2 separate regions of the Mus musculus genome follow, and region 1 is linked to region 2. Evidence: chromatin loops called from intact Hi-C (ENCODE). Cell type or tissue: left cerebral cortex. All regions are shown on one strand. Links, peaks and the distances in the headings refer to the core of each region. The heading gives the core; the rest is flanking DNA.

What was found. A loop is a pair of places that touch in the nucleus more often than their neighbours do. Peaks named below come from ENCODE experiments on the same cell type or tissue, not always from the same donor. Only the 100,000 strongest peaks of a DNase experiment are listed, where the experiment ranks them.
Region 1: it touches region 2 in a loop (5-fold over the local background); 2 of 42 quality-filtered maps call a loop at or near these places.

The regions. Positions count from the first base shown.
Region 1 is chr4:120,782,543-120,798,701 of GRCm38, forward strand. Nfyc (nuclear transcription factor-Y gamma) reads right to left here. Exons shown (of 10, transcript NM_008692.4): 2 at 7,835-7,947. The coding sequence starts at 7,939. Among named protein-coding and RNA genes, the nearest start is that of Mir30e, 18 kb to the left of the region's middle. In left cerebral cortex, for the core only: no CTCF peak of the experiment used is centred there; a DNase peak (open chromatin) is centred at 7,693; H3K27ac peaks cover 735 bases.
Region 2 is chr4:120,851,121-120,867,279 of GRCm38, forward strand. It overlaps Rims3 (regulating synaptic membrane exocytosis 3), which reads left to right and starts at 3,679. Exons shown (of 8, transcript NM_182929.3): 1 at 3,679-4,002. In left cerebral cortex, for the core only: no CTCF peak of the experiment used is centred there; DNase peaks (open chromatin) are centred at 8,924 and 9,227; H3K27ac peaks cover 2,025 bases.

The DNA of each region.
Region 1 (16,159 bases), core at 6,579-9,078, 70 kb before region 2:
AGAAAAAAATTAGGATAAACTATCTAAAAGATATGGTGGTGCATGGCTTTAATCCTAGCACTCAGGAGGCAGAGGCAGGTGATCTATTTGAGTTTGAGGCCAGCCTGGTCTACAGAATGAGTTGCAGTTCCAGGACAGTCAAGGCTACACAGAGAAACCCTATCTCAAGCAAGCAAACAAACAAACCAAAACACTAAATCAAACAAAAAGTACAAGAACTGGCAAACTGGCAGCATAGAGGAATACCTTCAAGGCAGAAACTCAAAAACAAAAACAAACCAAAACAAACCAAAAAAAAAAAAAAAAGAACCAAAAAACCCAAACGTCTCTCCATAGACCAACAAGCTTCCTGGCTATACTCAGCTCTACAAACTCAAATATCACCTTTTGATCTTTTTCTTTCCAAATCTGGTAACATTCTCCATGAAGCCTCTACTATAACTAACCTTGGGAGTGGTAGAAGCCGAGATATCCAGGTTATTACAATTTTACCAGGAGACAGAAGACACACTATTTCTAACACCTTGCTTCTGCTCCTCTTTCTTTAACTCATTCCTATACCCCAACCTAACCTATGACACCTATAACTACGTGAATGTGCAACCCTAGCCCTATTCTTGAGGAACTTGTGATTTGCCAAAGACAGTCATATCAAAAACATTATACAGTCTCTATCTTACACTAGGGAGTATAAAGTCCCAAGGAGACACAAAGAAGGAAATAACCAGCTGTCAAATTGGGTCTAAGAGAAAAGAAGAGTTGGGAAAAGTCCCACAGGAAAGGTAAGTTAGAAATTATGTATAAGTGATACAAAGGCGTGTGTTCTCACAGAGAGAAGTAAGAACCAATCCCACCTGCATGCAGTGTGAGAAGTATGACCTGAGAGCAAAGGATAGCAAGAGAAAGAGGGAGTTGGACTGGAGGCATGTTTTAAAATGTCTAATCACTGAAATCTATCCTTTGCCTTCTTACTAGTGTAGCACATCACACAAGATGATAATGCTACTTACTCAAAAATACCAGAGGAAAGGGATGTAACTCTCAAAGTTCTCCCTGGATACATACAGCACATGATCATAAGAGTAGCTCTCTTGCAAATGTACTGCCATTTGTCATTTAATGTCTTCTCCACAGACTTTTCTAAGATTACATAACCAAAGCCCAGAGTTGATCTCTCTCTCTCTCTCTCCCTCTCTCTCTCTCTCTGTCTCCCCCACACACACACCCCCTCCCAAATCTAAAAGCCTTTCTAGCCCACCTTGGCAGTCTGTAATCCCAGTTTTTTCTAAATGTCAATATAAAACTATCTTCTAAATATTTACATTAATACACAAATATTAATTCTGCTTTCAGCCTTGATCAGAGAAGCTCTTTATACAGTGGGTAATTTGTACTCAGTCAAGTGCTGAAAATAATTGACTGATGAGTATCTCTCCCTCAATGAGACATTTTATTGATCCTTCAAAGACTCGGGGAAACTATGGTAACAGGGTTAAGAAGAATGTAAGAGCTCAAGGACTAGGAGTAATGCTGTGGAAAGCTGCCTTCTGGATGACATGGCTGCTGAACTCATCAACTGACAGCACCTATGGTTACTTATAGAAGACTTGTAAGATCAAGCCAGTCAACATTTCATCATAGACAGGAGGGGCTCATGTGGATCCAACTCCAACATGGGAGCTACTGGCAACCGAGGGCTGCTGCAGAAAGGAGGGTCATTTTTCTTGGGAGTAAGGTTACTACTAGATCACTCAAGCTTCCATGAAAGACTCTACACCCATGCCCATGCAGGTAAAACTGGCAACAGCGACTTAGTTCTTTTTAAAAAGGCTATGAAGGCGAAGGGGAATGTTTAGGGAGGTCTAGAAGCAGTGGGAGGGAAGATCTGGGATGGATATGATCAATATACATTGCATAAATGTGTGAAATTGCCAAAAGATTTTTTGTTTGGTTGGTTTTTTGAGACAGGGTTTCTCTGTATAGCCCTGGCTGTCCTGGAACTCACTTTGTAGACCAGGCTGGCCTCGAACTCAGAAATCAGCCTGCCTCTCCCTCCCGAGTGCTGGGATTACAGGCGTGCGCCACCACGCCCGGCTGCCAAAAGAATTTTTTTAAAGATTTATTTTTTTGTACATACTCATGAGCATCTGTGTATGTATATGTCACATGTGTAAGACTGCCTGAAGGGGCCAAAAAAGGGGCATCAAATTCTCTGTAGCTAACCTACCCAACCTTTTTCTTTTGTGAGGTCTCATGATCCCCAAGCCTTGAAGTGTTCCTCTCCAAAAGGAAGTATGTGGGGGCTGCTGGAAAGAGCACAGCTGCTCTTGCAGAAGACTCAGGTTTGGTTCCCAGCACCTCATGGCAGCTCACAAGCATCTTTAACTCCAGTTTCACAGGACCTGAAGCCTTCTTCTGACATCTACAAGGACCACACATGTACCACCCATACATACATACATGCAGGCAACACAAAACACTCGTCTACATAAAAAAATATTAAAAACATTTTTTAAAAATGCACTGTGTGAAAAACAGATCATAACAGGGAGTTCTGTCAGGGGTGAGGTTCCTGACAACAGGGTAACTATTCTGACAACAGCTGAGTTTTCTAGACTTCCATTCCAGCTTTCTAGAGACACATAAGAGCCCAAGGTAAGTTTGCAGAAAAGGAGGTCTCTCTACTACAGCTTACTGAATCCCCACACTGACTTAAGTCAGCAGGCAGCGCTGTGAGAGTGGAAGCACTGACTCCTCCCAGCTGACCTGAGGAAGGACTAACCCAAACTCTTCCTCTGCTCTTTGGGAACTGGATGAGTAAACCGCAGAAGAGTATCTTTGAACACTCTGGTGCTCTGACTACGGTCTGAGAACTACACGTAAATTACTACTGTGTTACAGTGCCAAGTTTCAGGAGACTTGAAATTACTCAAGTTGAAAGGCAAAGAAAAGTCAGTAGTGGGTTCTAAGCTACACTACAGAATCGGGAGTTTTAAGTAACAGAAATCTCCTTACTAAGCTCACTGGGACACTCCAGAAAGTCAAGATTCTCATCCTTCTGAAAGTAATAATTCTAATGGTTGGCTTCATTTTAGAATTGTCTAGGGGAAGCTTTTGAAAATCAAGTTGCCTGCACTCTGCTGCAAACCGACAAAATAGAACTCAGGAATCCTGAGTAGAATCCTGACATCAAGGTTTTTTGATTGGTTTTTTAAAAATTCCCTTCATAACTGTCATCAAGAGTGAGGGTTATGGGTCACTCTGTAAGTCTGCAAAGCACAGATGTACAGAAAGAGATTATAGCATTTGGCCTATATGGGCTGTTGTTGAAGAAGGGTCTCATCATGTAGCTCTGGCTGGTCTAGAACTACTATGTAGACCAGGCTGACTCTGGACTCAGAGATACACCTGCCTTTACTTACCCAGTGCTGGGAATAAATGAAGCTACCATGCCTGGCCCAGTACCTATTTGTTTTATTTATTTATTTATTTATTTATTTAGTTAGTTTGTTTGTTTGTTTTGAGACAGGGTTTCTCTGTGTAGCCCTGGCTGTCCTGGAACTCACTTTGTAGACCAGGCTGGCCTCGAACTCAGAAATCCGCCTGCCTCTGCCTCCCAAGTACTGGGATTAAAGGCGTGCGCCACCAGGCCTGGCTCTATTTGTTTTAAAGATTTATTTATCTTTATTCATTTTGTGTGTATGAGTATTTTCCCTGCATGTATATCTATGCACTACGTAATTGCCTGTTCCCCAGAGACCAGAAGAAGGTGCTGTATCCCCTAAGACTGAAGTTATAGATGGTTATGAGCTGCTGCTATGTGGATGCTGAGAGCTGAATCCAGATCCTCAGGAAGAGCAGCCAGTGCTCTATACTCTGAGCCATCTCTTCAGTTCCCAGGGCCTGTCTTTTAACAGTCTATCAGTCTCCCATGTTCTTGCTTGGTTACACAATTTGACTGTCACGTTAGAAATACCCATCAGTCTTCCATGTTCTTGCCTGGTTATATTTGGTTAATATAATTTGACGATCATGTTAGAAATGTCTTTGTCCAACCTAGAAGTGTTCAGCATGAAAAGATGGAACTTTAAATGACTTGATTACTAAATTACAGCTACCGAAGGTTGAACCAGACATAGAAAGTAAGTCAGGGGAAGACTAAATTTCTCAAGAATCAGGATCCTCGCCATTTGTCCAATCTACTCTCCCAAAGACTAAATTAGCTTTCTCCTCTCCACTCTAAAAGAGGTCCTGATGATTATAAAACTCAATGACAAGATGTCTACCATGACTTTACATGGTGCTAAATGCTTGTAATTCTAGTGCTTGGAAAGCTGAAAGGACCCCACCCTCACCCCACACACCCCACAGAAGTGAGAGGGATAGAGGGTAGAGGGAAATCTGGATTTAAAAGAGTATGAAAACCTGTTATTACCTGTCCCTGGAGTCTAGGTAAACAGGAATATACAATGTTTTATGTAATCACTGAGGGACATGATGATTTGCTAGACTTTGTAACCAACTTCATCCCTATCTGAGCAACTGGATTTATGGACAATTACAGAGCCTTTTAGAGTACAGAATAGGAAGGTCAAATTGAGATGAAAGATAAATTTCTATTACTTGATTCACACTAAAATGACTAAGGACAGGTATGTTCAATACATCATGAAATATACCACCTGTCAAAGTACAGTTACTTGCTTTGGAACAACCAGAATCTCAATATAAACACACATCACTTTTACAAATAGTCCTGTTCTACTTATACTTGGATAATTTATGCATAATAGGGTTTTAAAAATCTGCTCAGGCTGGGCGTGGTGGCGCACGCCTTTAATCCCAGCACTCAGGAGGCAGAGGCAGGCGGATCTGGCCAGCCTGGTCTACAAAGTGAGGTCCAGGACAGCCAGGGCTATACAGAGAAACCCTGTCTCGAAAAACAAAACAAAACAAAACAAAACAAACAAACATAAAAAATCTGCTCAACATTTTAAAAGGATCTGACACGTTTGGGAAAGTCTGCTATCAATTTGATGTGGTGACACTTCTGTAAGTCCAGGCTTTAGGAGCAGACGCTGGAGGACTGCTGCAAGTTCAAGGCCAGTCTACACAGTGCAAATCTAGACTGATCAGGGCTGTGTAAAAAGATCTTGTCTCAACTCCCTTCAAAAGTCTAATATTAAGTACCACTGAATTCTGGAAAAATACAAATTAAGTGCTGACAGGCTGCAGAGGCAGAGGTATAGTCAGAGAAATATAGGCCTTCATGTGCTGCAGGCCTGAAAACTAACCGCAGGTCTCACTCTTAGAAAGGAAACAAGCACCCCAACCCTCTTGTGAAAAATTGCAACTAACATTGCTCTGTACTAAGTCTGAAGGGAGAAGTCTGGCTCATTCAATTATTCATTATGCAATTATATGCCAGTCATTCTTTCAAGCAGATGTTACAGCACAGTAGAGATCTAAGGAATTGAGCTACATGGGAGACAAGTTTATTTAAGTCAATGGAAGAACAAGTAAAAACAACTTCCTTCTTCCATTTCTTTCTCTTCACCTACATACAAAAATAGAACCAGAAGGGTACTCGTATTGCACCAGCCTGATCTAAATCAAATAAAGCACAGAAAATCAAATGAACATAACCACTAAATTATATACGAGATGGCTAATCTTGGCTATCAACTTTACTGAATCTGTTATCAACTCAAATACAAACCTGCTGAGGCACTCCTGTGAAGGATTTTCTTGATCAAAGAAAAGTATTTGAAGCAGGAAGACCCACCCTAAACTTGGCACTTTCTGGTAGCAGCCTACACAAAAGTACATGGAGGAAAGAACCTTTGCCTTTCGTCTGTTTGCCCTCACTGTTAATGGCTAGTTCATCTAGCTACAACATTTCCTCTGCTGATATGAGAACCAACTTCTTCATGATTCCAAGCAGGACTGAAGCCCAGCAGCCCTCCAGGCCTTCAGCACCATTATTGGGTCTGATTGAGCCAGATTCTTGGCTTCTCCAGTGTTAAGACACTCACTGTTGGACTACCTAGGTTGCATCCTATAAGCCAATCTAATAAATTGTGTGTGTGTGTGTATGTGTGTGAATCCTGATTATTAAAATTAAAGATTATCTTCCAAAAATTTGTGCAAAACACCCTAGACTTCTGACTTTATAAATTTCATTGCCATGCTCTCTGTTTACTCTATCTGAAACAGCACAGGCAGAATACTGAAAAGAAACTTCTGGAAATTCATGAGCACAGGCCACTCAGAAATTATTGAGCCAAGCTCAATAATTCAAAACCCACCTTATGTGAACAAACAACACCCAGTGGTACATTCAGAACACTAATTACCCCCATGCTAATACCTGATAAATACTCAATGGGTACTCAATGGGTACTCACAGTACCAAGTTAGTTTAATTTTTTACTTATTTACAGTCTGTTTTATGAGAACACATTTTCCAGGAGGTCAATGATCTAGTCTGTTGAGTGTTATTATTAGAGTTACAAAACACAGCACAGAACAAAGGTAAAATATGAATCTGTTGAGAAAAACAAACAAATCAATCTTGCTCACCGCTAACCCTAAGACATTAGCTCCATGTCAGGACAAACAATCTGGCATCTGCTCGGCCAGAATGCTGATGCTGTCAAGGCAACAACGGCACAAGACACAGGGAGTTCCTTCCATACTTGCTAAGACACAATGTTTTCTGAAAATACTTCTGTTTTATCACACCTTTCTCTTGCTACTACCTCTGTACCACATACTGCATTCCTACCCCAATCTTTACCATACAAATCTTTTTGTTTTTCCTCTAAACATAGGTCTTTTCCTCTAGGACTCCAAGCCTTTGCATGTGCTTTTTTTGCTTCCTAGCATAGAACTATTTCCCCATCCTATCCATGTGGCTAATGGTCATATTTTAAGACCCAATAAAAATAAACACACTATTCTTTTTGTTTCTTATTAAATTTTATCAAAGCTCAAGTTATCAGGTTGGTAGCAAGTACTTTAGCTGCTGAGACATCCTATATGCCATTGTTTAAAGCCTTCTCTAGCTCAACCAGAGAAAAACAGGCACTACACTGTCTCCAGACCTCCCACAGTACATTCCCTTTCATTGCTTGAGGACTCACCACTATTACTTTGTCCTTAAGTACTGAGTGAATAGCTACTGAATAATATTACTCTAGCTGCAATTAGAAGATGGTAAGCTCCTCAAAAATGTGATTATATCTGATTTTTCTATGTTCACAGTTATCAACAGAAGAGGATTTTAGCTCAAAGGGACATCTGTTAGTCTATGAAGTTTGTTTTTGGGGTTTTTTGATCACAGTTATGAAAAATTGCTATTGGCAGTTGGCTAGACCCTTAGAACAAAGATCCCATAATGCTGCTACTGAGAAACCCTAATCTAAGTATGTTTTAACTAAGTGTATCTAGTACTGTAAGTGCTAGCTCACAGCAGATCTCCTGCTGAATAAGCTGTCCAATAATTTTTACCAAAATTATAGAAATTTGGTACAGCCAATAAACTAGGCTATAACGAAAGGAACAGGCTGTGAAACTACCATAGGAAGGCACAATCTCTGCTTCTCTCTATAGGCTAAAGCACAGTTCCACATGAGCCTGCCTCCAAGCAGAACATCTAAACAGATGGCCACTGTCACAAACACACCTTGGTACTGCCTCCTACAAGTTAAATTCTATTTTTATTTCCCAACATTCAGGTCAGGAATACACTACGCCTGAATATGCTTGAAAATAAAAGTGCCCGAGTCTTGTTTCTACTGATCTGCTTTAGAAGCTCCTTGTTTTTCCTTACCACTGTTAAGTTTCGGATTTCTTCCATGACTCTGGGCCAGAAGGACTGGAGGCTTTGCTGGGCATCACTGCTGCTGGTACCGCCAAACCCTCCTTCTGTGGACATTTTCACAACTGAAAACACACAGACACAAAGCACATTAGAAATAATAAAGTCATACTTTCTCACCAGGCTAGTTACTTATCTTTTCTCAGCTGTTTTCACTGGTTTAATTGTTTCATTCAGTGTTAAGGTCTGTGCTGTGCTGATAGGCTTTATTACATCCTCACAGAAGACATTTGAAGCAAAATTTTCCTAGATTACATCACAGACTATCAAAAAGTTCCAATTTAGAAAATCAAGTATTGAGCCAGGCAGTGGCCATGTATACCTTTAATCCCAGCAGGGAGGCAGAGGTAGGTGGATCTTTGTGAATTTGAGGCCAGCCTGGTCTACAGAGTAAGTTCCCGGACAGCGAGGGCTACACAGAAGGAAGAGTAGTAATATGAATCAGAAGTTAACTTCCCATGGGAATATCCCCACAGAATGGGAAGGCATTCTGTGGTCCAGTCTAACTGATAATCTTCAGCATCATTGTCTTCAAAGCTCTCTAGGTTACCTGTAGCTGCTCATACTCCATGCCACAGCCTGCAGATAGGGGATTGATGATAAACACAGAACAGAAGGCTAAAGGGTTTTGGAAAATAACAGTAGTGGTTACACTTATTAATTTTTATTTATTTGTTAGACACTTGAGATACTATTTCTCTGAATTTCTGATGTTATTATTCCTTCTTATTGCCAATAAATCTATCTTAAATAAAAACACTGAAAGTGCTAAAGGTACAACGGGTAAGTAAGTGGTAGTATGAAGTCTCTGAGCTGAAACTGAGCACTCCCTAATAGTTTCCTAATTCCAGCTTTGCTTTGGCCAAATCCCAAACACAGTACACCAACAATTAGAAGCTTTAAAGATAGTTGAAGCCATAATCCTACTACGTCTGAGGTGGAAGCAAGATGAGGAGTTCAAGGTCAGCTTTGGCTAAATAGTTTGTCAGCCTGTACTACATGAAACTTTGTTTTGTTTTGTTTTTCTTTTTTAAAAGAAAAAAAGGGGAGGATAAGATGGTTCAAAGGTATTGGTAAAAGGAAGGAACTGCTTCTTCAAGTTGTCCTTTGACTTTCACATTTGTGCTGTAGCACACACACATACACAGAAAATAAATGTTGAGGGTTAAAGAAAAAAGATAGGTGAAAGAAGTGGTGAATTAAAATCATGATAAAGAGAGGAAGGTCTGAACCAACATTTTTCAAACTACTTTGTAATATAGTAAGGGAGATGAAAACATTCCCTTGCCGGGCATGGTGTCACACACCTTTAATCCCGGCACACTCAGGAGGCAGAGGCAGGTAGATTTCTGATTTTGAGGCCAGCCTGGTCTACAAAGTGAGTTCCAGGACAGCCAAGGCTACACAGAGAAACCCTGTCTCGAAAAATCCAAAAAAAAAAAAAAAAAAAAAAGAAAGAAAGAAAGAAAGAAAGAAAGAAAGAAAAGAAAAAAAGAAAACATTCCCTTAGTAGCCAGAAAGAAAGAAAGAAAGAAAGAAAGAAAGAAAGAAAGAAAGAAAGAAAGAAAGAAAGAAAAGAAAAGAAAACATTCCCTTAGTAGCCAGAACTGTAAATAATATTGTAAAGCATTTTTTCTTTCTTTTTTGTTTTTTGGATATTTTCTTCACTTACATTTCAAATGCTATCCCAAAAGTCCCCCATAACCTCCCCCCGCCCCCCCTCCCCACCCACTCCCACTTCCTGGCCCTGGTATCCCCTGTACTGGGGCATATAAAGTTTGCAAGACCAAGGAGCCTCTCTTGATGATGGCCGACCAGGCCATCTTCTGCTACATATGCAGGTAGAGACACAAGCTCTGGGGGGTACTGGTTAGTTCATATTGTTGTTCCACCTATAGGGTTGCAGACCCCTTCAGCTCTTGGGTACTTTCTCTAGCTCCTACATTGGGAGCTCTGTGTTCCATCCTATAGATGACTGTGAGCATCCACTTTTGTATTTGCCAGGCACTGGCAAAGCCTCACAGGAGACAGTTATATCAGAGTCCTTTCAGCAAAATCTTGCTGGCCTATGCAATAGTGTCTGCGTTTGGTGGCTGATTATGGGATGGACCCCCGGGTGGGGCAGTCTCTGGATGGTCCATCCTTTCGTCTTTTTTTAAAGCTAGTTAAAAACACTTACCTGGTAAGTTTTTAAATGAAGGACAAGAAACTTTTGGTTATCTAAGGAATTTCAATTGCAGGGAATTACTTGAAAATGTCTAATATCCCAGTGACGGGGCACTGGGAAAGTGCTATGTAAGCTATTTAGAACTAATTCTGCAGGGTTAAAAGAAAAGTACCAGAGCCAGGTATCACATGAGCAAACATGTAATGCACTTTCTTTCATTCTACCTCCCAGGAGGTCTCACTATATACCTCTGACTGTCCTGAAACTATGTAGACTAAGTTGGCCTCAGATATGCTAGAATTAAAAGCATGCTAGGATTAAAGGTATGAGACAACACACTAGGCTTCAAATATGTAACTTCCTAGGCTTCATGTACGTACAGCTGGGTAGGCCATTCTCCACTAGCAGAGTGGAATGTCTGGTAAATCTAGGTTTAAACTGTGAGGATGCTTAAGTCATGCTAAATGTTTGCTTAGGACTACATAACCTACCTGATCCCCCACCCCACCCCACTTCCTTTTTAAAGAAATGAGTATGTACAGGGAGGCATGACAGTTAAGACTTCAAAGCAGATTTCACTCTGGTGTAATGGCATTAGTGGACGATGATGTAATGGGAAAAATGGTTGAAGCCAATTTCTGATGCTGGAGGGTTATAAAGAGCTCTATACATCAACTCTTTTAGTATCTGGGAAGCAATGTTGTCTTAAGAGTTTTTGGAAAGAGTTAAAAAGAGGTGTTGAATCACAAATGGAAATGACTAGATAAAAATCTCAAGTCCTAAATACCTACAGAGACCCCATACAACACAGTTCCATTGCACTTCACTTATTATCACAGGGCCTCTATTGTACTTCAAATGTACCCAGAACAGAGAAATCATTAGAAAAAAAAAAATGTTTTAAGACAGTCATTGCACATGGTCCAGGCTAGCCCAGAATGCTACATATCCAAGAATGACTTTGAATTTCTAATCCCCTTGCTTTTATTTCCAGAGTGCTGACATTATAAGCATATGTGACCTCATCTAGTTCATGTGATACTGGGGACCAAACTCAGGCTTGGTGTTTACCAGGTAAACATTCTACTGAGCTACACCTCCAGCTCCATGGAAAGAATTTCAGTTTAGTTCTATTAATAATTTCCTATGAAATATTCATGACAAGAGAATGATAATCAACCTTTTGTTAAACAGGCAAAAATTTTAAAACATTTTTCTAGCCAGATGTGGCAGTATACATCTGTAATCACAGCATTCAGGAGGCTGAGGTAGAGGACCGAGTTCAAAACTAACCTAGGCTATAAAAAATGATAGTAGTGATGAAGAAATGGGTATGTGGTTCAGTGGTAAAGCACTTGCCTAGCATTCACCTAACTCTGAGTTCCTTACTACCACACACAAAGCTATCATATTTAAAGCAAAGTATGGTGGCTCATACATATAATCTCAGCACTTAGGGTCTGGAGAAGGATTATCTGGAGTCTAGAGGTCAGTCCTGGCTGCTGAATGAAACCATATCTTAAACAAGCAAGCAAAACAAAAAACAGAAAAACAGAAACAATCTAACTTTTGTTGCAGGGAACCATGGCTAGGTGTGATCTTAGCACACTGCTGTGCAGACTGTTACCCAGTGAAGGGAGAATCCACACTGCTATTGTAATGCCTTTTCCTTTACTTGACATTGGTGACCAGATTTCACTGGAGCACAGACACCTGTGAGATTTAAAATTGGGTAAGCTTTAACTGTTTCCTTCAAAACACATAATATATATTATAAGGGTACATGGACTGGCTTTAAAATTTACACTATACCTCAAGCAATATAGCTCATAAAAATTTTGTTTTCAGTATTTACTCACTGAAGTATAATTTAATATTAATGTAACACAGACAGCCTAACTATAAACACAAACTAATTCTGCTGGCTAAATACTCAAAAGGGAGTGGGGAGGAGTAACCTGAATTACTTTAGTAATTAATTAGCACATAAACGACAACTGAATTGATCTTGCTACAAAATTAGCTCATTTATAACCTCTACACCCCATGGAAAACCATGCAGGGTTCATCTGGGTGATGAAACATACATTTAAATTAGAAGAATTACTCCTAATACCAGCATTTAGGAGGCAGAAGCAGAGAATGGGAAAGTTTAGGGCAACCTGGGCCACACAATGAGGCCATGTGGGAAGTCAGTGGGAATTGGGAGCTTTAGGATTCTTTTCATTCTATGTTAAGTCATTGTCTACCACTGGACAAAGCTATTTATATAACAAAGACAAAAATAAACTGTCTTTAGACCAAACACATTAACTTACATCACTCTTATGAAAAATGCAATATAGAATTTCTCAGATTTAATTCATTATTGATATTCAATTTATTATTCATGTTCATTAATTACTTTTTAAGTACTTGAATAAGACTTGTTTAATGAGATGAAGTACTCAATTGTCATTTCTGGAAGTATTTTCAACTCCCAATATCTATTAATTTGTCTGATTTTAAATTAACTGATTTTATAAACGGTTTCCTTTCCAAAGCTAAAAAGGAAAGACTCAAAGTCCATCATGAAAATATTGTTTCTGCAATGCTCAAATCAGACTTCTCTAAACAGCCTCAACCTAGTAGTAGGTCCTTGAGTCTGCTGCTTGTATGAGCCATCTCTGGTTCCCTCATAGCAACTAGCAGACGGCAAGGTAGCCACTATGACGGGCGAGAGTCATTGAGCAGTATGGCCTAAGAAAGGGAAGCCTGAACAGCTTGACCTGAGAGGAAGGATTGCCTGAATAACCAAAGAGAAGTGGTTACATAGGAATCTCAGAATAAACGGTTTTCTCGGGCTGGTAAGATGACTTATCAAGTAAAGGTGTTTCCCTTCCTGAATACCAAGTCTTGGTAGTGTGGCACACCAATCTCCAGCAATTGGGAGGTAGAGACAGACAAATCTCTGTTGAGTTTCAGACCAGTGGGAAAATCCACGTGGCTTGCAACCAACTCCCTGTTAATTCTAGCTCCAAAGGATCTCTTAAAAAACAAAAAACTACCTGAGGTGAACTTCATATAAAAGGAATAATAGAAAGGACCACACACATCCAAGAATTTTGCCTTGGTTGCTGTAAAGCAGCTGTGGATGCAGAAGCACAGGATGCATGTCCTTAACAACCATTAATCATTTTAACTTAGAGCCTCTTTCCAAAAGGCACTTAAAACAGACTCTGGTAAGGAGGAGGGGCAAACACCTCTGTCTGGCTTACACATTACCAATAAAGTAAGAAACTGCAACTGGGCTTAGTAGTGCAGATCTGCAATCTCAGCAAGAGGGAGGCCTGCAGCAAAAGAATCACGAGTTCAAGTCTTGCCTGGGCTACAGAGAGAGTTTAAGGCTCTGTTGAGGCTATGAAGGTGTGGGTTAATTCATTGTAGAGGATTTCCCTAATATTCATGAGGTCTAGGTTCACAGTACTCTGTTTTTAAAGATTTATTTATTTATTTCATGTATGTGGGTACACTGTTGCTGTCTTCAGACACACCAGAAGAGGGCATCAGATGCCCATTACAGATGGTTGTGAGTCACCATGTAGTTGCTGGCAATTGAACTCATGACCTCTGGAAGAACAGTCAGTGTTCTTAACCACTGAACCATCTCTCCAGCTCCTCACAGTACTCTTATTTTCAATCTAAAAATGCAACAAAAAAGCTGGAAACAATGATTCAATTGAATCATTAAGAACAAACAGGTACTTATTAGCAAATAACACCTGTTACTTTGTCATTCTTGAAGAAAAAGGAACTATGCCTGCAGTCTGTAAAAGATCTCTAAAGTGGAATGTGCCACCTTGATGACTCTCTTGGAAGCCCAAGATATAGCTCAGTAGTAGAGCACATCAGGGAGCAGCAGGGGGACAGTTCTCTTGCATTGTCATGGTCTTGATTTTGACTGGAGCCATTTTCATCAAATCACCATTAGTGGTAACTAGTTATGGTATGGGATATACCAAAACCAGCCTCATAATATGAGAAATAAAGCCAGGCTACCTGGCTACAGAACAAGACCTTGTCTCGAAAATAAAAATAAAAAAAAAAAAATAAGTGTTCTGCTGCACACCTGTAATCCAGCACTCAAGATGATGTCAGTAGGAGGTTTACTCCAAATTGGAGGCTATAATGAATTTCAGTAAGTAAGGTAAGATAGAAAGAGACTTAAGGCTTGAGTGGTAAGACTATTCAACAATTGAGGAACTTGCTGTGAGCCTAGCAATCTCAAAATCACAACCCCACCCTTAATGACACAACAAAACTGTTAGAGGAAAACATAAACCCAATATAGGAAAACATACTCTCTCCACATTCAAGGCAGAGGTCAAAAGGTTAAGAGTTTCAGAGATCTTGAAAGTAATCTGGGCCATACAGTGAAAACCTATTTAAAAAACAAGAACAAAGTGGCCGGGTGTGTGGCCCACGCCTTTAATCCCAGCACTTGGGAGGCAGAGGCAGGTGAATTTCTGAGTTCGAGGCCAGCCTGGTCTACAGAGTGAGTTCCAGGACAGCCAGGGCTACACAGAGAAACCCTGTCTCGAAAAAACAAAACAAAAGAACAAAAAAAGGCCACTTCTTGATCAATAATGTTTACTGCTAAAAGGCTGACCAAACCTGTTTTTTTTTTTTAAATAAAAAAAACTAAAAACAATGCTCTCCCTATTAAATGTAAAAAAAATCTTAGGCCTTTACTGTGAAAAGCAATTGTATGTGTTGGTACTAACACACACACACACACACACACACACACACACACACCCCTGTATGCTCTAAGTGTGCAGTGTTGATCCTCTGGAACTGGAGTTACTGCTGCTATGATCTCCCATGCAAGTGCTAGGGACACAACCAGGAATCAAGTCCTCTGAAAGAGCAACGAGTTCTCTTAAGCATTGAACCATCTCTACAGTCCCATATCATTCCTTATTAATGTCTCTAATCCAGCCTGCATAGGTCTTTTGGGCTATCATCTTCAACCATTCCAGTGCCTCCAACTTAACATAAACCAAGACATATTTTCTGTTATTCAAAGCACCTATCTTGCTTGGGTAGACAAGACAGCACAGTGGATAAAGTAATGTGTCACCAAGCCTAACAACCCGAGTTCGATCCCCTGGACTCATATTGGAAGGAGTACCAATGTCCACAAGTTTTCCTCTGAAACACACATACACACAAATCAACCAATTAGCCAAGTTAAAAAAAAAAAAAAGTGAGGGCTGGAGAGATGGCTCAGCGGTTAAGAGCACTGACTGCTCTTCCAAAGGTACTGAGTTCAAATCCCAGCAACCACATGGTGGCTCACAACCATCTGTAATTAGATCTGACGGCCTCTGGTGTGTCTGAAGACAGCTACAGTGTACTTAGACATAATAAATAAATCTTAAAAAAAAAAAAGTGAGAAAGTCCCTATCCCCACTCCTTTTTGGTCATTGTTCTTACAGCACTGTGGAGCTTTGAATGTTATGTTAACATGGGGCTGGCCTCTAAGCAACTACACAGTTCACTGCTTGCCTAAACACTCATTTGCATCAGTTTCCTAAGGACTAAGATTACATCTGGGTTCGGACTCCCACCCCAACTACCCATGCCTGTGTATACTAGGCAAGTGCTCTACCACAGAGCCCTGCACACTTTTTTTTTTTTTTTTTTTTTTTTGGTTTTTCGAGACAGGGTTTCTCTGTGTAGCCCTGGCTGTCCTGGAACTCACTTTGTAGACCAGGCTGGCCTCAAACTCAGAAATCCACCAACCTCTGCGTCCCAAGTGCTGGGATTAAAGGCATGCGCCACCACGCCTGGCACCTTTTTACTTTTTGACCACATCTTCCTGTCACTGTTAAAAGCACTTAAAGTTCCAGCTTTGCTTAAGTATTCAATGACCAACCAAAACTCTTCAAGTGTTACATTTAAAACAGCAACTGAGCAATGAAGAGAAAATGTTAATCTGAATAAGCAGATGAGGAAGAAAGGAAGTGATGAGACAGACTACTTTGTGCATGCTATGTTAGATAACCATCTAAATTGCAAAGGAAAAAAGAAATTGAAAACTAGAATTTCTAAACAATTCTACCAAT
Region 2 (16,159 bases), core at 7,784-10,283:
GCTCAGCCTTGTCACCTGCTGAGGACCCAGATGGCAGAGCCGGGGTTTCCGGGCCTTCCCGGTCCTAGAACAGGTGGGCGCTGGCCGGGATGCCTTAGGAAGAGTCTCCGCAATGTGCTTGGTCCAGACTTTCACAGGCCCTCTTTGTGTACTCCCCCTAGGCTTGGGAGAAGAGACAACAGGCCAGAGGGGCAGAGTGGAGAGCATTTATTCCCTCCAATTTATGACTTGTCTTTCAAATTTGGTATTATGGTCATTTCTTTGGTAGACAAGAAAATGAATGTCTCAGTGTTTTCTGTTACGGCTTCTCAGCTTACAAAATGGTTTTGGTCTCCTGATGTTCAAAATATTCGCCCGTGTTTTCCTTTCGGTGTGTCATATGCTATAATTATTTAAATGTGTTCTACCTGGAGTTTATTTCCCTACTTGTGTAAGGCATGGCTTTCTTCTCTTTCTCCACTTGATGAACGGCCTATTTTTTTCTGTCTCCATCTTTGCTCTCTTGAGACAGGTCCTGCTGTGTAGCTCAGGCTACACTCTAACTCCCGAGTCTTCCCTCTCAGTCTTCCAAGTGCCGAGCTTACAGGCATGACCCATCAGTCCCCTCCACCCCTGATTTATCTGAAGCACTATCTTCATCTTCCCAGAATTCCCCAGTGTGGCTGGGCCTGTTTCTTACATTTAGTTATTGTACAAATGCATGGGGTGGAGAGTCATAATTCAATACATGTAAACACAGCGTACAATGATCAGATCAGGGTAGTTAACATTTCCCTCTCCATTAAACATTAAAAGTATTTCGTTAACACACACTAATTGTATTTGTTTATGTAGGACAGTGTGCTAGTTCAGCACTTCTGTACAATATGTACTAAGCCTGGGCAATTAGCATTTCCATCTCCTTTGAATTACTTTGTGTTTGGAGACCTCGAGTTTCTCTCATCTAGAGGTTCATGAAATGCTTAATTTCTGTGCAACTACAGTCACCAGTGGGTCTATTTCTGTATTCCGTTTTGTTTCATGGATCTGCCTAGTCCTGCTTCGCTACCATACTGTGTTATCAACGTGAACTTTATAATATGTTTTTTGAACTATAATTTAATTTTAACTTTAAAATTCTGCATGCTTAATTCTTCTATTTGGACTTAAGAGCCAACTCACTTCAATCTTCTGGAAGCACACACATAGTTTTGAGGGACCTGAACTTATACACAAAATGTACATTTGTATATCTCTTCAGAAAGGAAGTCCAAGGTTTTTCAACAGCAGGCAAAATGACCATGATGCCAAAGGTGGTGCCTGACTTACAGGTCGCTGCGACAGAGGAGAAGAGGAGAGAGAGGCGAGGAGAGAGAGGCAAGAGACTCCCCTCAGGCACTTTAACCCTCACAGTTCTGTGCTCTCCATCGGTCACCTCCCTCACTGTTCCAGATAACTCCCCCAGCCCTCCCAGTGCCCACTTTAATCTAATTCTTCTGCCTGCTCTGAAACAAGCAGCCTAGCACACAGACTCTGGTTTTAGGTCTAGATTAGACGGTAAGGACATTATCATTAATAAACAAATGCAATCACGAGTCTCAGCTGACACCTTGAGGGACCCAGCTTTCCACATCCCTGGGCCTCAGTTTACCATGTGGAGAAGGTATAGAATGGGGTGAGGGAAGCCCTTTAATTAGAGTCATTTATCTGGTTCTTTCCACCTTCCCACTCCTCATTTAAATTTTGCAAAATTAAGAACTTTCCAGCAGTAGCCGAGCCTGTGGTGCACACCTTTAATGCCAACCCTTGGAGAAAAAGGCAGGCAGATCTCCTGAGTCTGAGGCCAGCCTGGTCTACAGCGTTCCTTCCAGGGTAGCCAGGGCTACACAGAGAAACAAACAAACAATCCTTCCAGTCTGAAAGCAGAGCTGACCAGCCCTAAGCTCACTTAAACACAGCCAAGTTGGGACCAGGCAGGACTGTAGGACAGGAAACCTCAAGTCCTAAGCCACCAAGTCGTTTTAATTTTTTTTTAATTTTTTTAAAGGTTTGTTTGTTTGTTTGTCCATTTAATGTATGAGTGCTCTATCTGCATGTGCACCTGCATGTCAGAAGAGGGCATCAGATCTCATGGTTATGAGCCACCATGTGGTTGCAGGAAATTGAACTCAGAACCTCTAGAAGAGCAGCCAGTGCTCTTATCCGCTAAGCCATCTATCTCTCTAGAAGCCTAAACTGCTGGGTCTTAAGTCAGCACATCCATTTGAAGTCCATTCAGGCAGATGCCAAGCCTCGTGCAATGGTTTTTCTAGGTTGTCAACTTGACCTTATTGGGAATTAACTGAAACCCAAGTGGTATACCAATGAAGGAGTTTTCCCCCTTAATTAAATCATTTGAAATGGGAAGACCCACTTTTACCCTGGATCGTTTGAGGTTGAAAGATCCACTGTTGATGGAAGCAAAAAAAGCTTGCTCTCTTTGCATACTGGCCCTCACCCTCACTGGCAACCTCAGTCCGTCACTAACATTTGAACCCACTTCTTTGGCATTCCAGCAGATATTGAAGGCCATCTGGCCTTGTGGAGTGAATAACTCCTGAGTTCTTGGACTTTCCATTGTACAGCCATTGTTGGACAAGCCGGATCACATCCTGTAAGCCATTTTAATAAATCCCCTCCCACATGTGTGCGTGTACGTGTGTGTGTGCGTGTGTGTGTGTGTGTGTGTGTGCGTGTGTGTGTGTGTGTGTATGTGTTTCTTCTCTAAATTCTGTCCCTCTAGAGAACCAACAGTAATACAGGGTTCCCACTTGCAGTCCTATTGACACAGGGCCTGAGGACTCTTTGGTATCAGGACTGGCCAGCACAGTTCCAGGGTTGGTTCTTACTGGAAACCCCTCATAATTGCAGAAACTACGAGTAACTCAAGATATTGTGAAAAATCCCTTCAGGACAAAACTGTCCCCAGTTGAAAGGCACTGCCACAGGTGGCAAAGGAGCTAATATGGGTCATAGGCCCCTTACCTGAAGTCTGAAAGTATATTGGAAGTTCCTTTTTTTTAAACAAAGGACTTACTTTCACTTCGTGTGTGTATGTGCACACATGTGCTGGAGCCTTCAGGTGCCAGAAGAGGGCATCAGATTCCTTGGAGCTGAAGTAACAGTTGTCTGACTTGGGTGTTGGGAACTGAACTCTGATCTTCAAAAGCAGCACTCTTTTGTGACTCCTGATCTCTCTCTCTCTCTCTCTCTCTCTCTCTCCCTCCCTCTTTCCAGAAAATCTTTTACAGCAGGCACTTGAGCAAGTCATTTCTCCTCCGAAAGTTTCCCCCCTTTTTTTGGTCTTTAAAATGGACTCTATGTTTGTAAGGTGTTTAGCCTTACTGCTCACCATCTGACATTCCTTGATCTTGTTCAGAATAGATGGAGGCACCTGGGAGGTGCCCCCAAGGACAAGGAAGTTTGAGAAGGAACAGATTGTGTAGAAGAGTGGACAGGCAGGGGACAGGAGGAGCATCTTAGGGACTTGAGCGGCCCCCAACCCCTGATTCTTAGAGGTTCACTTCTTCCAGGCCTACTCCTCAAGGATACACCTAGAAGATCCAGATTCCAGAGGCCACGCCCACCTTCGGGCCCCGCCCCATCTGGCCCCGCCCCATCCACTAATCCCTCCCACCAGCCCTAGGCCCCGCCCCTGCCAGGGCCCGCTTCCTCCCGCCAGCCGTGGCTTGGGCTTTGCACCCGGCGGCGACTGAGAACTGTGTGGCGACTGCGGAGCCAGCAGCGCAGGCGGGCGGAGCGGAGCTGTCCGGCCCGGTGGCGGGCGATGCCCCCGTGAGTCTCTGTCGCTGCCCCTCCCCGCCCCGCGTCCCTACCCCTTCGGAGTCCGCGCCCGCTCGGGGCCGGGCCGCGCCTACCGCCGGGTCCGCGGGGCGGGGTCCCGGGGCAGCACCTGCCTCGCCTTGCGGCGCCACTCCGCCAGCGGAATCCCGCTCCAGGCGTGGACCCCGGCCCCACCTCGGGGTAAGTCAGCAGGCCTTGCGCGCCTGCGAGTGGGCGTGGGGAGGGGGCTGCGGTCAGGGCAGGGGACCACGCCGGGAAGGGGGGTTCCGGCCGGCCGCCGAGCGCTACGTAGGGATGTATGCCAGATCTGGGGGGCGGGGGGGAGGGTTTGGGGGGGAGGCTCCGCGATGCGCACAACCTGGGATGACTGTGGGGCGGGGGCTGAGCCTGAGGAAACCTGGAAAATGGGGTAGGAACCCTAGAATCTGGAGTACTTTGCTGACGCTCAGGGTTTCACCTGGGGCCCTGATCTTCAACAGCATTGCTTCGCATGGCATTTTTGCAAAGTGCTTAAAATCCCTCCTGGAAAGGTAGCCTGCCTTTCTCCCTCCTGCCTGTACCCTGGTTGGGAAGCGGCCACTTTTTCCTTCCAACGTGACACCATTGTACCCAGAGAAACACTCCCCTTCTTAGTAAAAAGGAGAGAGGTGGTGCTCACGCAGCTTCAGGGTGAAAGAAGGGGCTTCTGGGAAGCTGGGAAAAAGTGGTCAGGGGCACGATGGGTCACCCAAGGCTTCAAGGAAGCTTGGCAAGACCCTTCATGGGCTATTCTGGCATCTTGTTCATTTGGGAGAATAGGTCTCCTTGGCTGGCTTCCTGGTTGCCTGGATCCCAGGCCCCCATTACCTCTGTACAACCCAACCTCAAGGAGTGGGTTTCCCCTCCTAGTATCTCAGAAGCGAATGAATGGTCCCTCTATAGCTCTTGTAGTCCCTGGCTAAGGTGGGAAATGTTGTAGCTAAGCCAGAGCAACAAGGGGCCCTAGCTAGCAGTGCCATCAGGGGCCTTCAGGGCTTGGGCCTGGGGGAATTGCTGTGTCCAACCCTGTCTCTAAGGGTGATATCTTGGAGAGAGATGGAAGGCAGCTGCTTTTCCTATTGCTCTGTTCTCTGCTGGTGATGACTTCTCACTGGGTTTTGGGGCCTGAATGGTGGAAAGAGGGTCTTTCACCAAGGGATTGACAACCCATCTCCACAGTTGCTGCCAGCCACCAATCAGTCCGTAATCACAATCACGCAACTGCCAACTCTGTCCCCATAGGCAAGTGAAGAGGATGGCCCAGTGGGACACTCTCTGGGCAGGGGCCTGCTGGGGAGGGGTCCATGCAGTTTGTGCTTAAACCAGGTATTCAGGGACTTCCTTGGGTTCTCCAACCATCTGGCCGTTTACAAGGGATAGAGCCCCAGAGCTGATTAAACTTGTCTTCAAATCCCGGCTCTGCTACTTTCTGCCTATGTGATATGAAAGGAAGGAATCACCTGCTTTCTCCGAGCCTCTTTCGGCAAAACAGTCCTACGGTTTTAGGAGGAATAAATACAGTGGTAGGTTTGAGCAGCTTCTCCCTGAGCCCTCCTGAGCTCAGTGGGTAACTGCTGAACTATAAGCAACACTGTGCCAAGCATTTGCTGGGGCAGGCATGCTGGAGCCAGGAGCTGAGGACTCAGCAGGGACCTTAGTCCCTTCCTCCAGGGGATGTGCTCAGTGTAGGTGTTGGTGTCTTAACTGTTCTTGCTCCCTCTGCCACTCCTAGTCTCTGGACATTGATTGGATTTTACTCTTTGGAGCCCGGGCTTGAAGCTGCTGGCTGGCTGAGTACTCAGAGCTGCCGCTGCCGCTGCCTCTGGTTCTCTGCTGCTCACCCTGAGCAGTTTCTGAGCTGGGGGGGGGGGGGGGGGGGTTGGGGGCAGGGCTGTCAGGGGTCTGGGTAATATCTGTCCATAGCTAGTAGCTGGCCCTTTAAGGAGTGAAGAAAACAATTATCAGGCCTGGGCATTGCATCAGCTGGAGCCTGGAGGGTCTCAGGGGAGGGGGAGGGAGGCTGGTGGTTGATTTCATTAGTGCCATGCGAGATCTCTCACCTGAGTCTGCCCCACTCCCCAGCTGAAACCTTTTACCCCCAGGTGCTAGCCGCCCCAGGGCTCTTTGACCTCAGGAGCCCTACTTTGGAAGGCTTTTCTGTGTCCCCTACTCTTGTCAGGAGCCCAGGCACAGGGGTGTAGGGAAGTGCTGACTATGGCAATGGCTCTTGCCTCCAGCATTCTGCTGACTTGGGGTGCAGAGCACTTCTCCTACAGCAGTACTTTGCTGATAATGGGGGGGGTGCCTCCCCCATTTGCATTTGCCTGGCCTGGGGGTGTTTCTCTCACAGTGTGTACAGATGACTTGGCCACCGGCCTCTTTTCATGGTGGGGCTGTGTGCACAGGGATATCTGATACTGGATAGGAGCTCTGTGGGTGAGATGGATTGGTTTTGAGTAGTGAGTCACAAGGGTGTGGGGTCAGTGGCAGAGAGAAGACAAGGGACTTGGGCATCGGACAGAGTAAGGTTCATGTCCTCCACTTGTGACAACTACAGCTTTCCAGCTCACCTCCCTTGCCTCAGTTGGCTTTGGAAAGCAAGAATTATTGCTGGGCTTGGTGGTGCATGGCTGAATGCCTTGTGATAGGGAAGGCAGGGGCAGTAGGGTGGTTGTTGTAGGATTAGTCTACATAGCAAAGTCCAAGCCAGACAGGGCTCCAGAATGAGACCTTGTTTCAAAACTGAAACTCAAACCAGGTATGCTTTGCATCCTGACTGGCCCAGCTACCTAGAAGGTGCTTCTGGGTTAAGTGTGATGTCAGACTATGCAGCCAGCCTAGGGCAGGTGGAACCCTCTCCGGTGATTCTCATCCCTTGCAAGTTTGGACTCTTCACACTTAAGAGTTCAAGATAGCTGAATAGAAAGAGCTGAGTCTGATGGTACACTCTGTAATCCCAGCGGATGGCGAGTGACTAAACTGAGCCACATAACAAGTTGGAGGCCAGCCTGGGCTACACAGGACCCTGTCTCAAACACAAAACAAAACAACCCAGGGTACCTTTCAAGGTCACTTCACAAGAAACAAGAAAGGGAGGCAGAGGAGGAGGGAGCACTCTTGCCTCTGTGGTCAGTCCCCCAGGTGCTGTTGGTACACAAGCTGTAGGGACCAGGCAGCACCTTGCTCTATGGCTATCACTCTAGCAGGCTCATGGTGTAGAGCAGGTGATTACACAGGTGACGTGCTGAGAGCAAGGTTCATAGACCCACCACTGCAGGTTGCTCCCCTACTTTGAGGTTCTAGAAGGGCTGCCAGAGAGGCTATCCTCTTAGCTGAGCATGGAGGATGCCATGTAGGCAAAGATGCAAGGATGATAGAGGCAACAGTGTTTACAGCTCCCGGTGGTGTAGTGGAGGGGTGTGTGGCAGGCTCAGAGACAGCCAAGCTCCACAACCCTGGATTAGTGGGATAGGAGAGATGTGAGGATTATCCTGAAGCCAGAGGCAACCCCTAAAGGGTTTTAAGGATTGGAGACAAGGTCAGACTTCCAGAGAGTGTGTTTTGGAACCTATGGGCACAAGTGAGCCTCCTCGTGAGTGACCTTTTGTCCTCTCTTAGCCCCTCCCTTGAGTAGCAGCAGAGGTGGTACCCAGGGAGCCCTTGTTTATGTGTCTCTTCCCAGGAGGGAGGCAGTTCTAATCTCTCTAGATACCTCTCTGTGGGCTGAGCCACATCTCAGCCTTGTTGACCGAAGCTCAGCCCTTGGGACCAGGTTTTCCCAGCCTCTAGGGAGTCAGAGGGCAAGGTGTAGAGGTTTGAAAACTGCTATGTGTTTGAATCCTAACCCAGCAGTTCATAAGCAGAACAAGATGGTATCTAAACTTTAATGTCATCAACTATAAAACGGGAAGAGGAAAGTGAAAAATCTCACTGGAAATTGTAAGGCCTGTGTCAGGCCTCACACAAGGGCCATCGTGGGAGAAATCCTGTGCTTAGTAGGACCACGTACTTTTTAATTTTCTGCTGCCGCTGTCGGAAAAGAGTGGTTTTGAACAAGGGACCTGAGCTGTCATCTAGCACTAGGGTTTTCATGTTACCTAGCTCACAATCCAGAGAGGACGCTGACTTGAACATAGCTCCTGAGTGGAAGACATCAAAGATGGGGGGAGAGGTGAGGGGTAGTGACTGTCTGTGTGAAGGCAGAAGGGTATTCGTGTCAGTGAGGCTTACGTGGTGATTGCCCTATGGTTCCTCTGCTAAGTGCTTTACACGCCCACTCTCACCACTGAGGAAACAAGAGTCACCCTCTCCATCGCATAGGTGAGGGAGCTGAGGGTCCTTGACCACAGCCCCACAGTTTATCAAGAGGAAGACCTGAGTTTCAAAGACAGGGTATCTGTCTGGTAGCAAGACAGCAGGCCTAGGCTAGGAAGTTTCCACCTGGGTTAGGGGCTGTCTGAGCTGAGCCTGGAAGAACTTGGCATGCATGCATTCATTCATTCATTCATTTCATAGGCTCTTACTGTGTAGTCCTGTCTTGTGTGGCTGCTACTTTCAACTTGTGGCAATTCTCCTGTCTCAGTTCCTCAGGTGCTAGAATTATAGACATGCACTGTCATGCTTGAAAGGGAGAGCTTGGCTTTGCCCAGAGGGATGAAGGGCTACAGAGGAAGGGAAAGCTTTTATCTGGACATTTTCTAAGCCCAGGGTATGCGCCTTGACTGGGAGAGGGAGATTCAAGGCCAGATGCCTTTGGGGTCTGAAAGCCTTTGGCTTCATGATTCTGACAGTGCAAGCCCAGAATGGCTGGCCGCTCTACTCCCAGGTCCTGCTGTTGCCATGGCACCTGTGTTACACTGATCCCTCTCTTCACTACATTGCCCCCTCGCCTGTCTTCCCTAGGTCATCTCACTTACTCTTCTGAATTTAGTCATCTCTTCCATGTTCAGTACCTGGTCTTACTGCTCCCTAGACACCACCTAAGGATGGAACCCAGGTCCCCAGCTCCACCCACCTGCACCTGCTCTGCTTCCAGGGTCCCTGGCTTGTCTCTATCACCGTCACCGTCACCCACCCACTTGCTCAAGCTGGAAGCTGGAAATTCTCCTGGACACCTCCCTGTCCTCGCCCCCACAGCCAAGCATAACAAGCCTGGTTCTCCAGCGTTCCTCTCTCAGGTCAGGTCTGCAGCCCCTCTTCCTGCTCACACCCCCTTCCGGAGCAACTGCTCTCTGTCACCTAGACGCCGATGACAGCCTCCTGCCTGGATTCCTTACACTCTCATGACTGCCCCACTTGCTGTCATTTGGTAGGTGTAGCCAGCACGATCTTCTAAAGATAAATGTTTGATTGTGTCATTTCCCTGCTTAAAACTTCCAGGACTTCTTAGAATAAAATCCAGATTTACTGACGCAGTCTCCACTCCAAGGCCCCGTGTAATCTGTTTCTTACCTCCCCTTTTTACATCATCTTCTCCCATTCTTTCTTAACCTCCACGGAAGGAGGTTCACACATACTGTCCTGGATGCACACCCCATCCTGGGGCCCTGCTGACTCTTCCCAAGTGTTACCACAGCAGAGAAGTCTAAAAGTGGAACACTTCACATCCATGAGACCACCACCTCCTCCTCCTTTTCCTCTTTCTCCTCCTGTGTGTGTGTATCTCTCTGTGTGTGGTATGGTTCATGTGCATGAGTGTGCAAATACACATATCCATGATACGGTCTCTCAGTACACTGCAAGCTCATGGTCTTGGCTCTAAGCTGACTGGCCAGCAAGATCCTCCCACTTCTGTCCCCTAATCCCAAGCACGCACACACACATACACGAACACTCACATGCACACTCACACACACACACACTCACACAGCCTTACCTGGCTTTTTACGTGGGTGCTGGGATTTGAACTCAGGTCTTCATGCTTGCACAGTGAGCACTTAGAGAGACTGAGCCTCAGACCTAGTACCTTGTACTTCCTCATGACGCTTGGCACCCTTTATTTGCTTCCCATCCTCATTGCTCACCTGAGCATTCAGTGGGTCTGGCACCTGTGTTACCTAGCCCTGACACATAGTAGGTACGCAGTGAGTTGGCTGGTGCATGAAAGAGCAAGTACTTCATCCTGACGCCTCCTCAGTGGCCTCTCTACCGCCAGGCCTTCCTTTTTCAGTCTTTTCTCCACCCATCCCCAGAGTGATCGTTCCAAAACATAGAACTGACCTTATCACCCCCTGCTACTTAAAATACTTCAATAGCTCCCCATAGCCGGCAGGAAAAAGCCTCGGCTTCTTAGCATGGTATTCAAAGCTCTTTATGATCTGTACCCGACTCCCCATCCATCCCCACCTCTCCTGCTTCCGCAGCATGCTTTGAACACCTGGCTGTCTCTCCAGCAGGCCAGGCTGTTTTGTGCCTCTGTGTACCTACACTTGCTGTTCTTCCTGCTTATGATGGCTCGCCCGCCCCTCCCCTTGTGTAGGACTGTTTGCCCGTCCAGTGTGGTTACCTACCCTGCCCTCGCAGCATCAGTGTCAACACTACATAGGTGTCTCCTTCCAATAAGCCTGAGGCTTGGGTACAGTGTGTGTTTTTAGGGTGTTCATCCTTATATCTTCAGTAGCTTCTCTTCTGTCTTAATTAGGAAAGAGCAGGCAAGCCAGCGTTAGTAATAAAGGTTTGTTACAGGTAATGGGGTGTAGGGTATGGGGGTGTGGACGGATGGATGAACAGACATCACTAGTCTAGGGAGGCGGGACCTGGAAGGCCAGGAGAATTTGAATCTTCATTCTCTGCATCCTGCTGGCTGCCTTTGCCTATCTGTCCCCTGACTGGATTCTGGTATCATGACCCTGGATTCTGGCCATACTCAGAATTAGCACCTAGGGCTTGGCAGATCTAAGTCCAAATTCCCAGGAGAAGATCTGATTGGCTCTGAGGGAGTTAGGTGTTACTCTGAATCACTCACCTTTAATCTGCTGGGAGGGATCACCAAGTCAGACATAAACGAGGCTCCTGGAACCTCCTTCAGGGGTGTATGTGTCACTGTTAGCCAGGCAAGGGCTTTAGAGGATATCTGCTATGTATTTAAGGTGGAGCAGGCAGGTGGGCAGACAACCTTCTATGCAGACAGTGCCTAGAGAAAGGGGGCCTGGAATTGTGACTTAAAGGGAACTCATTCCAGGGTAATAGTGGCTAGGGCAGGCACGGAAGAACTTGTCACATGTGGTTCAGGGCCCAAGCACACATAGGATGGGGTAAGGCAAAGTCTGAGCACTTAGAACTGCATTTCATCATCGTCTCCCTCTAGTGCTAGGGATCAGTTTCAGAGCCTTGTACACACTAAACAAGTCACCATCTACCAAGCTACATCCTTAGTATTTGAACTTTTGAGACACCATCTCACCATTTAGCCCAGGTTGGCTTCAAATTCACATTCCTCCTGCCTCAGCCTCCCAACAGGCATTGAAACACCACACCAACCAGAATTATCTTCCCTCCCAAATCATACCCATCCTTTAAGACTGAACTTACAGTAGTATTATAGTATTACTTATATATAACACTTATAGTATTACTATTATATACATTATATATATAGTACAATATGATAATAATAATATAATTTCCTTTCCTCAGTGAAGAACCATCTCGTGGCTGTGTCACCAGCCAGTCATTGCTGACCTGTGTTGATTCTGCTCTTCCTGTTTTCGTAGTAATAAACTATTTGACACTTACTCTATACCAGGCACCATCCACACGGTTCCATTATGTTTTAAAGATACAGCTGTGCTGTTATTTCACCCATTTTGAAGACAGGAAAGCTGAAGTTTGGAGAGGTAGTGTTGATGATGCAGAGATGTTCTGCTGTATAACTCCAGGGCAAAACTCCTGCTCTTGGCTACCTGCTTCTGCCTGTTTTCTCTTTGGGGTTGTGAGAGCCCTGTAAGCATATGCCAGTACCCATGCTTCTGCCTTCCCCACTGCCCAACCTAGGATCACCCAGAGTGAGGGTGATGTCATCTGTGTGGGAGTCAGATCTCCTGCTAGTTGATCTGCCTTGTGGGGCTATATGACTGTGGGCAAGTCTCTTAGCCTGTCTGGGCCTCTTCTCATCTTAAAAATGCAGATTAAAATTCCTGCTGTGAGTTTCCTCTTAGTTGGGGGACTATAGTGACAAATTATAAATATATAAATAGGAAAAAGTAACCCTGAACAATTTCTCTTTTAGAAATTTGTATTTATTTGTGTGTGTGTGCGCGCGCGCGCATGCACAGTAACACACATGTGGAGGTCAAAGGACAACGTGTGGAAGGAAGTTCTCTCTACCTCCCACCATGTGGGTCTTAGGGATCAAATTCAGGTCATCAGGCTTGGTGGCACCTTTACCTGCTGAGTCCTCTCATCAACCCCAAGTGGAGCAATTCATATAAAATGGTTATTCCAGAATGGGTGGTGGCAACAGGGTGCCAGCCGGCTGCTGTGCTCAGCTCCTTTGAGAGGAAGGCAAGGTGGGTGGGCTTCCCATATGGTAGAATGGCACCCTTAATGGGACCCAAGATGGTGTGCAGGGACTCCCAGATCTGCTGTGGTATAACCTCAACTTACTTGGTGAGAACATTAATTTTATCTCAACTCTAGCATGTCCAGGATCACCTCAGGGAGAATGAGTTTGTATCGTTGTGAATGCCTCTCAGAACTCTCCAGTTCCTCCCCACTTTCTCTCAGTAGAGAGAGCTCTGATAGGGGTGAACGCTGTGGTTGGAAACTCCGTGTCCCTGAACTGCAGTAACAGATCTTTGCTTGTTTGGTTTGGTTTTTTGAGACAGGATCTCATGCTCCTAGGCTGACCTGGCATTTACCCTGAAACCCAGGTTGGCCTCAAACGTCTGGTGTCATACTGCCTCCACCTCTCTGGCGCTGGGGTTACAGTGTAAGCTGCCAGGTTAGTACAATTAGATTCGTTTCTCTTGAGTGGGTGAGTAGGTGATTGGGCACATGCCACCGTGTACGAGTGGAGATCAGAGGACAACTGTGCGAGTCAGTTCTTCTCCGTCCATCACGGGGATCCCAGAAGCTGAACTTCAGCCATTAGGGTTGGAGGCAGGGGACTCACCAGCCCATAACATTGTTGTTCTACTTTACTTATGTTTACAGTCTTTTCCTATTTATTAACGGTGATATTGACTTTTCTGTTTATAGTAGCAACAGATTTCTATTGAAAATAATTCATTTAAGTTGAAAGTGTCAACTTAAAGAACATAATGGACAGGAGACTGGGGTTTGGCAGGAATCATCAATGTGGTACACTGATGTGTGGAGAGTGTGGTACACTGATGTGTGGAGAGTGTGGCACACTGATGTGTGGAGAGTGTGGCACACTGATGTGTGGAGAGTGTGGCACACTGATGTGTGGAGAGTGTGGCACACTGATGTGTGGAGAGTGTGGCACACTGATGTGTGGAGAGTGTGGCACACTGATGTGTGGAGAGTGTGGCACACTGATGTGTGGAGAGTGTGGCACACTGATGTGTGGAGAGTGTGGCACACTGATGTGTGGAGAGTGTGGTACACTGATGTGTGGAGAGTGTGATACACTGATGTGTGGAGAGTGTGGCACACTGATGTGTGGAGAGTGTGGCACACTGATGTGTGGAGAGTGTGGCACACTGATGTGTGGAGAGTGTGGCACACTGATGTGTGGAGAGTGTGGCACACTGATGTGTGGAGAGTGTGGCACACTGATGTGTGGAGAGTGTGGCACACTGATGTGTGGAGAGTGTGGCACACTGATGTGTGGAGAGTGTGGCACACTGATGTGTGGAGAGTGTGGCACACTGATGTGTGGAGAGTGTGGTACACTGATGTGTGGAGAGTGTGATACACTGATGTGTGGAGAGTGTGGTACACTGATGTGTGGAGAGTGTGGTACACTGATGTGTGGAGAATGCAGAGTTGTGGTGGGGCAGGGAGTCAGAGCTGTGCACCTTTTGCCTACGGAATCTTGGAAGTTGTCCCTCCCATCTGCCTAAAAATATTGAAGGTTTTTCCTGTTGTGTTGGCCTGCTCTCCTCTGCTTGTTCTGTGCTCAGGCTCTCCTCCTCCTCTTCTTCCTCCTTCTTCTCTTCTTCCTCCTTTTCCCCTTTCTCTCCATCTTCTTCCTCTTCCTCCTTCTCTCCCTCCACCTCCTCTTCCTCTTCCTCCTCCTCACTCTCCCCTCTTCTCCTTTTCTTTCTTTTTGGTGGTTCTGGGGATCAAACCCAGGTCTTCACACATGTTTTCTCACTTGGGCTGTTCCTTGATTTTATTTTGGGTTTTTGTTTGTTTTGGAGGAGTGGTTATGCTTTGAGACTCTTGCAATGATCTTACTGCAGACAAGAGAATTTGTGTGTGGTCCCCAAAACCTGTTTGAAAGGGCCTGTTGGTGTTGAGATGTCTGGATGGGGTCAGGAGAGACTCTCGTTCCATACCAGGACTTGGGATAGAGTGGTAGATGGGCTCCAACATCATGGTCCTCCTGTCTCCATACACAGCATTGACTTTGGAGCTCCCTAGGAGCCTGGAGCCCCAGGCTGCAGCGAGGCTTTGGGAGTTGCAGGCAAGGGAAACAGTCCTCAGAGCTTCGTGTCCCAGAGCTTGGAGCCCTTAGGACAACAGAGCTAAGGGGCTTTGGATTCTTCAGGGGCCCCATTTCCCAACTCCTTCTTCTACACACCTCTTTGTGCCTGTTTGTCCCTGAGGGCTGAACTGCAGCGACCAAAAACACCTCAGAAACTAGGTTTTTCTACAGGGCTCAAGTCCAGAGCAGAAACTGCAGAAGGGAAGGAGGAAAAAAAAGAGAGGGGTCTGTCTGTGTCCTGCCTAGTCACATGCATAGCTTGTGTACCTTGCCCTGGCACCAGGAAAGTAGGAACCTGGGCAGAGTGTGGGTGTGTGCTGTGTATCTATGGAGAGAGGGGGTCACTGTCAAGACATATTGTGTGTGTGTGTGTGTGTGTGTGTGTGTGTACACGCACGTGCAGATCTAATGGGTGGGATGTGTATGTATGTCTGTGGTCATTCCATCTCTGATGTGTGCAATGGGTGTCAGTGATGCATAATGATGTGTGTCTGTGCACATGTCTGTGCACATGTCTGTGCTCTGTGAATGCTTGTGCTTCATGCTTGAGTGCCCTGTTATGGTAGCTTGCATGCTGGGTGTGGTTGTGCTTAATGTTTGTGTATGTGGCCTTCTTTGAGCAGTGTGTGTCTAGCTCTGGGTGAAGGTGTTTGTTTCACAGGCCTGGAAGAGACCTGGGGATGAAGGAAGAGAGGCTGCCTCTGTCTGTGACCAGATCAGCTGAAGCCATGCTGGATATGAGAGGAAAGTCCCCAGGGTGGGCAGTGGGCACAGCAGCGGCGCCTTCCGGCTTGGTGCAGGGCTGGTAACTGGAGCCCCTTCCCTCCATGAAATATTGATCAGCTTGGAAGGCAGCCCTGACCAGGGGAGGGGCAGGCAAGGAGTGTACGCTGGCCGCTGTCCTTGGTGCTGCTGATGCTGTCCTGCTGAGCCTCTTTGCTCAAATGGGAGCTACCTAAGGAAAGGCTTTGAGCCGAACACCATTAGCAGTCCCTCTGCCCCCTGATGAGTTTGCCTGTCTCTGCCAGGACACCCTGTAGGTTTTTTTCTCCCTATCTACGATGGGGGAGCGTGAGAAGCAGGTGAGTGTCTTACTGAAACAGATATCTTTCAGGGTGTTTGCCCTAGGTTGGTCCGAGTTTACACATGTCTATAGTATTCACCAGACTGTTAGTAGCACCCCTGTCTATTCTCACAGGGGTCCTGGTGACGATAAATGATGTGCATACCTGCTGTGAGACAGAGTCAAACACCTATTCCCTTGTACCTCTGGTCTGCCTGGGAGTTCTGTGGCCATGTAGGCAAACTTTACATGTGCTTGGGGGTGCAGAAATTGTTTTTTCAGTGCTGGGCTGAGATGGACTAAGTGTTTGGGAGCCTCATCCTACTGCATCCCAGGCCATCCCCAGAGTATCAGACCCTTCCCTGCCAATCCAAATTCTACCTTTCCTGTTGGATGTGGTGGTACCCAACTGCAATCCTAGACGTTTGTGTAAGAGGTTGCAAGGCCAGCCTTGTCTACGTAGCAGGGCCCTATCCATCCAGCCAATTAATCAATTAGTGTCCCCTTTGGCTTCTCCTGCTTCTGAGGCAGACCTCTCTGTGGTCTCTACAGTGAGGTGGTGTAGGATTGTCCACCTGTATTCTCAAGTCATCTTCTCTGAGTTTACCTTTTTTATGCCTTTATCTAACCTCAGCACTCTG